2 separate regions of the Homo sapiens genome follow, and region 2 is linked to region 1. Evidence: read pairs that join two places in POLR2A ChIA-PET (ENCODE). Cell type or tissue: endothelial cell of umbilical vein. All regions are shown on one strand. Each heading gives the region's core, and the rest is flanking DNA. Links, peaks and the distances in the headings are about the cores only. Region 1 holds the start of SNORD11 (small nucleolar RNA, C/D box 11). Region 2 overlaps BMPR2 (bone morphogenetic protein receptor type 2).

Region 1 (5,382 bases), core at 325-5,324:
GTTCTCAACCTGGCCTCTAATTTGGCTCTGTTCTCAACTCCCATTGCAGAACTTGAATCCTCACCAAAAGCATCATAACGGATAGCCAAAACGGTTTTGGCTGCCAGCATTCGAGAAATCTAATAGAAAAACATGAAGAACTATATTCCATGTTCAGATGTAAAATCCTCAATAACTTGGATGTTTTAAAATCAGGAGTTATAAAACTATTATGAATCATACAATTCAAATCATCCATCGTATTTCAACCTTTGCCACAATCTAATGGCCATATATCACCACCAACACTTCTGTGGCTGAAAAGATTTTACAGCAATTCATGTCAAATATTAGCTCAAACTAGGTTTTTTTAAAAAATATTTTTAAACTTTAGTTTCTACTCAGTGACATTAGTTCTGTGCTATGAGGTCACTGAAAAGAAGTGCATCTTTTTCCTCGTAACAATCTTAAATATGTGCGGGTTCTGGCCGAGCGCGGTGGCTCACGCCTGTAATCCCAGCACTTTGGGAGGCCGAGGCGAGTGGATCACGAGGTCAGGAGATCGAGACCATCCTGGCTAACACGGTGAAACCCTGTCTCTACTAAAAATACAAAAAATTAGCCAGGTGTGGTGCCGGGCGCCTGTAGTCCCAGCTACACTGGAGGCTGAGGCAGGAGAATGGCGTGAACCTGGGAGGCAGAGCTTGCAGTGAGCCGGGATGGCACCACTGCACTCCAGTCTGGGCGACAGAGTGAGACTCCATCTCAAAAAACAAACAAACAAACAAACAAACAAACAAAAAAAAGCGTGGGTTCTTTTTCAATCTAATTAACATTTTATTTTATTGAACGCTTTATTTTCCTCCACCACTCTGCTCTAAATTTTATCAATTTTCAGTTTAGATCTGTTAAACGACACATCTTTCAAAAACATTGAAAGTACTTAACTTGTCTAAGCCTCAGTTTCATCATCTGCAAGATAGAGATACCTACATCTCATAAGGCTACTGAAGATTTAGGACAGGCACAGGTGCTCACACCTGTAATCCCAGCACTCTGGGAAGCCGAGGTGGGTGGATCAGGAGGTCAGGAGTTTGAGACCAGCCTGGCCAACATGGTGAAACTGGTCTTTACTTAAAATACAAAAATTAGCCGGGCGTGGTGGCACGTGCATGTAATCCCAGCTACTCAGAAGGCTGAGGCAGGGAGGCAGGAGAATCGTTTGAACCAGGGAGCTGGAGGTTGCAGTGAGCCGAGATCAAGCCACTGCACTCTAGCCTGGCGACAGAGCGGGACTCCATCTCAAAAAAAAAAAGTTTAGTGACTTCTCTCAAAGTGTTTTAGCATAATGCATATGCTATTTTTTATGATTCGTAAATGTTAGATTTTTTTTTTGCTGCCAGAGATAGTATTTTCAGTGTGCCAACCACAGGGAGATTCTAGGGGGGAAAAAAATACTAACACAATGGAAGAAACTGGCTTTAATCCAACCAATAACAGTTTCTTCTAACCTTATCCTTCAGTGTACACAAAGCACTTTTTATTTAAATAACTCACCATTCCCTATTTAACAAGAAAGAGACAATAGAAGATTTAATGTGTACTACAGAGTAGAAGAAAAATGGGTTGTAAAAAATGAAAAAGTCTAACCTCAAAAACAAAGCAAAACCCTATAACACACCTTTCCTTTGTGTTTGGGACTTGTCTGGCCCACGAGTGAAGCATGATAAATGAGACCATACTTAGGGGTATCCCGTCTAGATTTGAGGGCTCTGAAAAGTGCCTTTTCAGCTCCAAGAATCTGAACGGTAGAAGCTGCATGCTTGGCCAAATTTAAAAGAGAACCTACAAAAGAAAAAAGTTACAAAGAATGCACCTCCAAATATATGAATGTTCCACGTACTGAAACAAAAGACCTATAGAATTATTACAGCCACCATAATAAATAAAAATCACATATAATATAGAATTCTATAATCCAGAATTCCCTAAAAATCTTGATGTTTCATTTGTAATTCCTTCATTAGCACAAGCAGGTTTGCAATGAATGCCTAGGACAAACTGAAGGCTAAGCTTATTAAGTTCAATGTTTCTATTCACCTGAGAGATGGCAGTACTATTCTAAATTCCATTAGTATACTACAGGAGTGACATAAATGTCACACACACGAACACTAATCTGGTCCCTGCTTTCTGAGATTGTATCAAATATTCTATTGCTTTAGATATGAAAAAGCCTACAAATAAACACATTTATTAGGAAGAGATATTCCTACAAGTATCTATTAATAGTCCCCTACCTGTGCTTTCACTTTGTGTGGTAAATTACCTGTGGTTAACTGCAGTCTGAAAATATTAAAAAGGAAATTCCAGAAATAAATAGTTCCTAAGTTTTAAATCTCTTGCTATCCCACTCAGCTCCCCCCAGGACATGAATCATCTCTATCTACCCATTAGTCACTTTCGTAGCCCTCTCCGTTGTGCAGTACTGCAGTGCTTATATTCAAGTAACCAATGCACAAAAATAGTTATGCTTGCATTTTTTTTTTTTTTTGAGATAGAGTTTCGCTCTGTTGCGCAGGCTGGAGTGCAGTGGCGCGATCTTGGCTCACTGCATCCTCCGCCTCCCGGGTTTAAGCAATTCTCTGCCTCAGCCTCCGAGTAGCTGGGATTACAGGCACCCACCACTACACCCAGCTAATTTTTTTTTGTATTTTTAGTAGAGATGGGGTTTCACCATCTTGGCCAGGCTGATCTTGAACTCCTGACCTCGTGATCCACCCTCCTCAGCTTCCCAAAGTGCTGGGATTACAGGCGTAAGCCACCACACCCGGCCCTGCTGGCATAGTGTTATAACTGTTATATTATGACTGTTGTTGATATCCTACTGTACCTAATTTATAAGCTAAGCTTTATTATAGATATGTATGTTTAGGAAAAAACAGCATATACAGTATAGGATTCAGTACTATCCTCTGTTTCAAACATTCTTGGAGGGGGGAGCTTAGAATACATCTCCATAAATAGCTGGGGACTATTGTTATCAACATGCTGCTTAGTTGGATATGCTGTATAGAATATTTCCTGTCAGAAAACAGACTCTATTAATACTATGAACTTAAGCACTAGACATAGTTTTAAAAGTGTAACAAATACATAGTTCTTTTTTTTTTTTTTTTTTTGAGATGGAGTTTCACTCTTGTCACCCAGGCAAGCAATGTCACCACTGCTGTGTGCAATGTCACAATCTTGGCTCACTGCAACCTCCACCTCCCGGGTTCAAGCAATTCTCCTGCCTCAGCATCCCGAGTAGCTGGGATTACAGGCTCATGCCACCAAGGTTGGGTAATTTTTGTGTTGTTAATAGAGATGGGGTTTTATTTACCATGTTGGCCAGGCTGGTCTCGAACTCCTGACCTCAGGTGACCCACCCACCTCAGCTTCTCAAAGTGCTGGGATTACAGGCGTGAGCCACCACGCCTGGCCAACAAATACATACTTCTATTAACCCCTGCCATTGCTTACTGCTACAAGTTTAGCTATACCTATGAAAATGGGTAGAGACAATGAAATCATCTGATCTTATAGCTGAGGGCATTTGAATGAAACCTTTGATTAATGATGCAGCTAAAGGAGTTACGCCAGGCCGGGCGCAGTGGCTCACGCCTGTAATCCCAACACTTTGGGAGGCTGAGGTGCGCAGATCACCTGAGGTCAGGAGTTTGAGACCAGCCTGGCCAACATGGCAAAAACCCTGTCTCAACTAAAAATATAAAAATTAGCCAGGCATGGTGGCAGCACATGCCTGTAATCCCAGCAACTTGGGAGCCTGAGGCAGGAGAATTGCTTGAACCTGGGAGGCAGAGGTTGCAGTGAGCCACTGCACTCCAGCCAGTGCAACAGAGTGAAACTCTGTCTCAAACAAAAAAAAAGGAGTTATGCCATTTTAAACACTCTGATGCAGATGATATAATCTTTTTTGATGAATTATAACAATGTCTCCAAGTAACATAAAAATGATGAATCAGTACTTCATTGTATTTGTAGGTATTCAATTACATAGCATTTTAATTATAGCATATCATCCTTATAATACTGCCATACACATATACAAAGTTTTATTATAAATCAGTTGTTGAAAATATTTTTGAAAGTCAAATATATTACATCCTCACACTCAATAGTGAAACTAAGGTAATCAATCAAGGGCACAAATCCTCTACAGTGATTTCTTTTTTTTTTCTTTCTCTACAGTGATTTCTTAAAACTGTATTCAAATCTAGGTCTAGTGAGTTTTTATTATGAAAATGTTAACTGTTTTATCCTCCTGCATTCATCCGATTGTTCTAATTAACCCTAACAAACTTCTAACAATGGACCACAAGTGTCTCAGAAGAGGTAGTGACTAAAGATGCCTTCATTATCCAAAAGGAAATCAGGCAAACAAATAGAAATCATCATTGAACACTTGGCCCTTAGTGATCTCCCACATATCATCTACTTTTGTGTTATCAGCTAAAATTTCTTTAACAGCTGTAGTTTAAAGATGTAAACAAAATCCTAACCAGAAAATACTTCAAACACTCATATTTACAAATTACATTAAAACCATCACCTGCATGAGCAATAAGCCGTGCTCCAACTAATTCCCCAACCATGACTGTAACATTGGGTGCAATGGCCATCATTCGATTTTGTAGATATTCATAGAGCTGGGTTCGATATTCAGAGATTTCAATCACCTAGTATAAGGAATAAAGTTAAGTCACAAATATCATATGAGTAAAAACAGTAAAAATTCCTGTCTAAAACACTGGAGCCCTCAATTATGAAAGAGCAGCTACACAACCCTGGGTACTGGGTACATCACCTATGCCTAACATCAGTTTTCTTTTTTTTTTTTCCCAGGCTGGAGCGCAGTGGCGCAATCTCAGCTCACAGCAATCTCCGCCTCCCGGGCTCAAGTGATTCTCCTGCCTCAGCCTCTGGAGTAGCTGGGACTACAGGGGCCCGCCACCACGCCCAGCTAATTTTTTGTATTTTTAGTAGAGACAGGGTTTCACCATGTTGGCCAGTATGGTCTCTATCTCTTGACCTCATGATCCTAACATCAGTTTTCTATAAGATGGCTGTAATGAGGACTTCGTTATATAATGTATGTAAACTACTTGGTCCACTGCCTGAAAATCTTAGTCAGCGTAACTGTATTTTTAAAAGATTCTAAGCAGCCCAGGCACAGTGACTCACACCTGTAATTCCAGCACTTTGGGAGGTCGAGGCAGGTGGATCATGAGGTCAGGAGTTCAAGACCATCCTGGCCAACATGGTGAAACCCCGTCTCTATGAAAAATACAAAAATTAGCTGGGCATGGTGGCACGTGCTTGTAATCCCAGCTACTCGGG
Region 2 (5,382 bases), core at 296-5,295, 190 kb before region 1:
GTATTGGGATTACAGGCATGAGCCACTGTACCCGGTCAAAAGAACACATTCCTGAGTAACAAGTTCCAATACCAAATAAAGAATTACCTCTTGCAGGCAGCAAAAGAATAGATAAATTGAACTACATCCAAAGTAAAAACTTTGGGCTGGGCGTGGTGGCTCATGCCTATAATAGATCCCAGCACTTTGGGAGGCCTAGGTGGGCGGATCACTGAGGTCAGGGAGTTCCATACCAGCCTAGCCAACATGGCAAAACCCCATCGCTACCAAAAATACAAAAATTAGCCAGATGTGGTAGCACACACCTGTAATCCCAGCTACTTGGGAGGCTGAGGCAGGAGAATGGCTTGAACCTGGGCGGGTAGGCGGGGTGGGGGGCGGAGATTGCAGTGAGCTGAGATGACACCATTGCACTCCAGCCTGGGCAACAGAGTGAGACTCCATCTCAAAAAAAAAACAAAAACAAAAAAACAAAAACCAACCAACAAACAAAAACAAAAATAAAAACTTGCACATTATGGATACAATCAAAAGAGTGAAACGGCAAGCTATGGGAGAAAATATTTGCAAATCATATATCTGATAAGTGGTTAATATCCAAAATATATAAAGAACTCCTACAACTTAACAACATAAAACAAATGACCCAATTAAAAAATGGGCAAAGGACCTGAATAGGTATTTTTCCAAATGGCCAACAAGCACATAAAAAGATGCTCAATATCTCCAATCATTAGGGAAATATAAAACAAAACCACAATGACATTCCACCTCACACCCATTAGGACAGCGACTATTTAAAAAAAATAACAAGTGACGGCAAGAAGGTGAAGAAACTGGAACCCTTGTAGGTTCTCAAAAAATTAAAACTAGGCCAGGCGTAGTGGTTCACGCCGCACTTTGGGAGGCTGAGGTGGGAGGATTACTTGAAGCTGAATGTTCACGACCAGCCTGACAACATAGTAAGATCCTATCTCTAAAATAAAATTTAAAAATTAGCCAGGTAGCAGCCGGGTGTGGTGGCTCATGCCTGTAATCCCAGCACTTTGAGAGGCCGAGGCAGGTGAATCACAAGGTCAGGAGTTTGCAACCAGCCTGGCTAACATGGTGATACCCTGTCTCTACTAAAAATACAAAAAAATTAGCTGGACATAGTGGCGGGTGCCTGTAATCCTAGCTACTCAGTAGGCTGAGGCAGGAGAATCGCTTGAACCTGGGAGGCGGAGGTTGCAGTGAGCCGAGATCGTGCCACTGTACTCCAGCCTGGGCGACACAGTGAGACTCCGTCTCAAAAAAAAAAAAAAAATTAGACAGGCATGGGGTCATGTGCCTGTAATCCTAGCTACCCGGGAGGCTGAGGCAGGAGGATCATTTGAGCCCAGGAGTTCAAGGTTACAGTGAGCTATGATCGTGCCACTGCACTCCAGTCTAGGCAACAAAGCAAGACCCTGTCTCTTAAAAAAAATTAAAAATAGCATTTTTATCACATGATTCTGCAATTCTATTTCTTGGTATACATCCAAAAGAATTGAAAGCAGGGTCTCAAAGAGATATTTGTATACCTACATTCATTGGAGCTTTATTCATAATAGCCAAGAGGTAGAAGTAACTCAAGTGTCCACGATGGATGAATGGATGAATAAATGTAGTATTTACGTAAAATGGAATATTATTCAGCCTTCAAAAAAATTCTAACACATGCTACAAGATGGATGAACCTTCATGACACTATGCTAAGTGAAATGAGCTAGTTGCAAAAAGACAAATATGATATGATTCTACTTATATGATATACTTAGAGTAGTCAAATTCATAGAGACAGAAAGTAGAGGGTGGCTGGAGGGCCTGAGAAGAAGGGGTAATAGTGAGTTGTTATTTAATGGGTATAGAGTTTCAGTACTTGAAGGTGAAGAGTTCTGGAGATTGGTCGTACGACAATAGGAACTATACTGAACTGTACACTTAAAAATGGTAAGACGATAAATTTCACATTTTGTGTATTTTACCACAGCTAAAATTTTTACAAAATAATTTATTGTAACGTACATACACTACATGCAGCTGTCTTGACTAAGACAGAAAACACTGCTCTGAAAAATAATTAGGAATAAATTTAACAAAAGAACTGTAAGGCTTGTACACTGAGTAAACTATAAAACATTGTTGAAATAAATGAAATAAGGTCTAAATAAATGGAAAGATATCGTGTTCATGAATTAAGAGACTTTCTATTGTTAATATAGCAATACTCCCCAAACTGCCTATCAAAATCCCAGTTGTCTTTTTTCAGATATGGAAAACTGATCACAATTCATATGGAAATGCAAGGAACCCAAAACAGCCATAATAATCTTGAAAAAGAAAAACAGGCCAGGCACGGTGTCTCTCGCCTGTAATCCCAGCACTTTGGGAGGCTGAGGCAGGCGGATCAGCTGAGTCAGGAGTTCGAGACCAGCCATGGCCAACATGGTGAAACCCTGTCTCTACTAAAAATACAAAAATTAGCTGGGCATGGTAGTGCAAGCCTGTAATCCCAGCTACTCGGGAGGCTGAGGCAGGAGAATTGCTTGAACCTGGGAGGCGGAGGTTGCAGTGAGCTGAGATCACACCATTGGACTCCAGTGTGGGCAACAAGAGTGAAACTCCATCTCAAGAGAAGAGAAGAGAAGAGAAGAGAAAAGAGAAGAGAAAGAAAAAGAAGAACAAAGTTGGAGAACTCAGCTTTCTCTATTTTAAAACTAATTACAAAGCAATAGTTATCAAGACAGTGTGGTCCTGGCATAAGGATCAATGGATCCTTGACATATTGATGAATGGAATAGAATTAAGAGTTCAGAAATACACCTTTGCACTTACGGTCAATTGATTTTTTTTTTTTTTTTTTTTTTTTTTTAGACGGAGTCTCGGTCTGTCGCCCAGGCTGGAGTGCAGTGGCACGATCTCGGCTCACTGCAACCTCCACCTCCCAGATTCATGCCATTCTCCTGCCTCAGCCTCCTGAGTAGCTAGGACTATAGGCACATGCCACCACGCCTGGCTAATTTTTTTGTATCTTTTAGTAGAGATGGGGTTTCACCGTGTCAGCCAGGATGGTCTTGATCTCCTGACCTCATGATCCACCCGCCTCGGCCTCCCAAAGTGCTGGGATTACAGGCATGAGCCACCGTGCCCGGCCTGTCAATTGATTTTTGACAAGGATACCAAGACTTTTCAATTGGGAAAAATAATATTTTCCACAAAAGATACTGGAAAACTGGATATCAAACAAAAGAATGAAGTTGGACTCCCTACCTCATGCCATATACAAAAATTAACTCAAAATGGATCACAGACCTAAATGTAAGAGCTAAAACTATAAAACCCCAAGAAAAAAACACAACAGCAAACCTTTGTGACTGTGTATTAGAAAATGGTTTCAGGTTGGGCGTGGTGGCTCACACCTGTATTCCCAGGACTTTGGGAGGCCGAGGCAGGCAGATCACCTGAGGTCAGGAGTTTGAGACCAGCCTGCCCAACATGGCAAAACCCCATCTCTACTAAAAATACAAATGCTAGGCATGGTGGCAAACACCTGTAATCCCAGCTACTCGGGAGGCTGAGACAGGAGAATAGCGTGAACCCAAGAGGTGGAGGTTGCAGTGAGCTGACATCGCACCACTGCACTCCAGCCTGGGCGACAGAGTGAGGCTCCATTTAAAAGAAAAAAAAGAAAAAGAAAAAGAAAATGGTTTCAGAGTGACAAAATAAAAAAAGATAAATTAGACTTCATTAAAAATGTCAAAACTATGTACCTCAAAGAATACCACCAACTAAGTAAAATGACAAGCCAAAGAATGAGACTTGTATCTACTATGTAAAAAGAACTTTTACAACTCAACAATAAAAAGACAAATATGCACAATTTTTATATGGGCAATGGGTTTGAATTAACATTTTACCAAATAAAATATACAATGTTTAAGAAGCACAGGAAAAGATGCTCATCACCATTATTCATTACGGAAATGAAAACCAAAACCATAATGAGATATTACATCATACACATTAGGATGACTATAACCAAAAAGAAACTGGTCACTATTTTCAAGTAGAGAAAGGTTAAAAAATTGGAAATGAAAAGAAAATAATTGAAAGTTGGGAGGAAAGAATAAAAGCTGCCAAAGGTTAAAACACAGTAGTGCTTATTACTGCACACCCCATCTCAAGCATGTGTTTGGAGGTTTTAATGTGTAAATACAAATACTTAACTGTATTATGTGCCACTCTGGTGGGAATGTTGATAATGGGGGAGGCTATGCATGTGTGGGAGCAGAGGGGAGATAACGGGAATTCTCTTCTTTCCTCTCAATTTTGCTATCAACCTAAACTGCTCTACTTTTTTTTATTAAAAAAATTTTATTATCTCACAGTTTCTATGGGAATCTACATACTGTTTATATAAGTGCTCTGCCAGGATCTTTTACAAGACTGTAATCAGGGTGTAGGCTGGTGCCATAGTCATCTCAAGACTCAACTAAGACAGTATCTATCGCTGAGCTCACTCAATAGCTGTTGGCAGGGTTCACAAATTGTTGGACTATGGGCCTCAGTTCCTTGCTGGGTATTGGCAAGTTAGCTGACCTCAGTTCTTTGTCAAGTGGCCCTCTTCAACAGAGCAAGCACAAAAGAAGAGCCAGAGAGAACACATCAGCAAAATAACAGTCATGGTCTTTTAAAACCTAATTACAGAAGTGATATACCATCACTTTTGTCTAATTTGTTAAAATCAAGTTATTAAGTCTAGCTCACATTCAGAAGGACAGGATTACACAAGGGTGAGAATACCAGGAGGCAGGGATCATTGGGAACCATGTCAGAAGCTGCCTACCACAATATATACACTTTTGATTTTTTTCTTCTTTTTTATTTTTATTTATGGTTTGAGACAGGGTCTCGGTCTGTCACCCAGGCTGGAGTGCAGTGGTGTAATCATGGCTCACTGCAGCCTCGACTTCCTGGGCTCAGGTAATTCTCCCATCTCAGCCTCTCAAATAGCTGAGACTACAACATGCACCACCACAACTGGCTAATCTTTTTGTTCTTTCATTTCGTTTTGTTTTTGTAGAGACGGGGTTTTGCTATGTTGCCCAAGTTACTATTGAAACTGCTGGGCTCAAGTGATCCACCAACTTCAGGCTCTCAAAATGCTGGGATTACAGGTGTGAGCTGCCATGCCTGGCCCTTCTTAGAGCGGTCTTGCTTTGTTGCCCCACCTGGAGTGCAGTAGAGTGATCATAGCTCAGTGTAGCCTTAAACTCCTGGGCTCAAATGATCCTCCCACCTCAGCCTTCCAAACAGTTGGGACTACTTTGGAAGTACGGGCACATGCCACCATGCCCTGTT

Evidence for each region. ChIA-PET counts read pairs that join two places held together with the same protein. Peaks named below come from ENCODE experiments on the same cell type or tissue, not always from the same donor. Only the 100,000 strongest peaks of a DNase experiment are listed, where the experiment ranks them.
Region 2: POLR2A ChIA-PET joins it to region 1 with 7 read pairs; 4 of 35 experiments call an interaction of 5 or more read pairs at or near these places.

Annotation. Positions count from the first base shown.
Region 1 is chr2:202,292,116-202,297,497 of GRCh38, reverse strand. It overlaps NOP58 (NOP58 ribonucleoprotein), which reads right to left. Exons shown (of 15, transcript NM_015934.5): 9 at 4,595-4,721; 10 at 1,661-1,824; 11 at 1-119. SNORD11 (small nucleolar RNA, C/D box 11) reads right to left here and starts at 4,447; the gene lies at 4,364-4,447. In endothelial cell of umbilical vein, for the core only: no CTCF peak of the experiment used is centred there; a DNase peak (open chromatin) is centred at 2,447; H3K27ac peaks cover 1,318 bases.
Region 2 is chr2:202,478,465-202,483,846 of GRCh38, reverse strand. All of the region lies in intron 3 of BMPR2 (bone morphogenetic protein receptor type 2), which reads right to left. Among named protein-coding and RNA genes, the nearest start is that of BMPR2, 100 kb to the right of the region's middle. In endothelial cell of umbilical vein, for the core only: no CTCF peak of the experiment used is centred there; no DNase peak of the experiment used is centred there.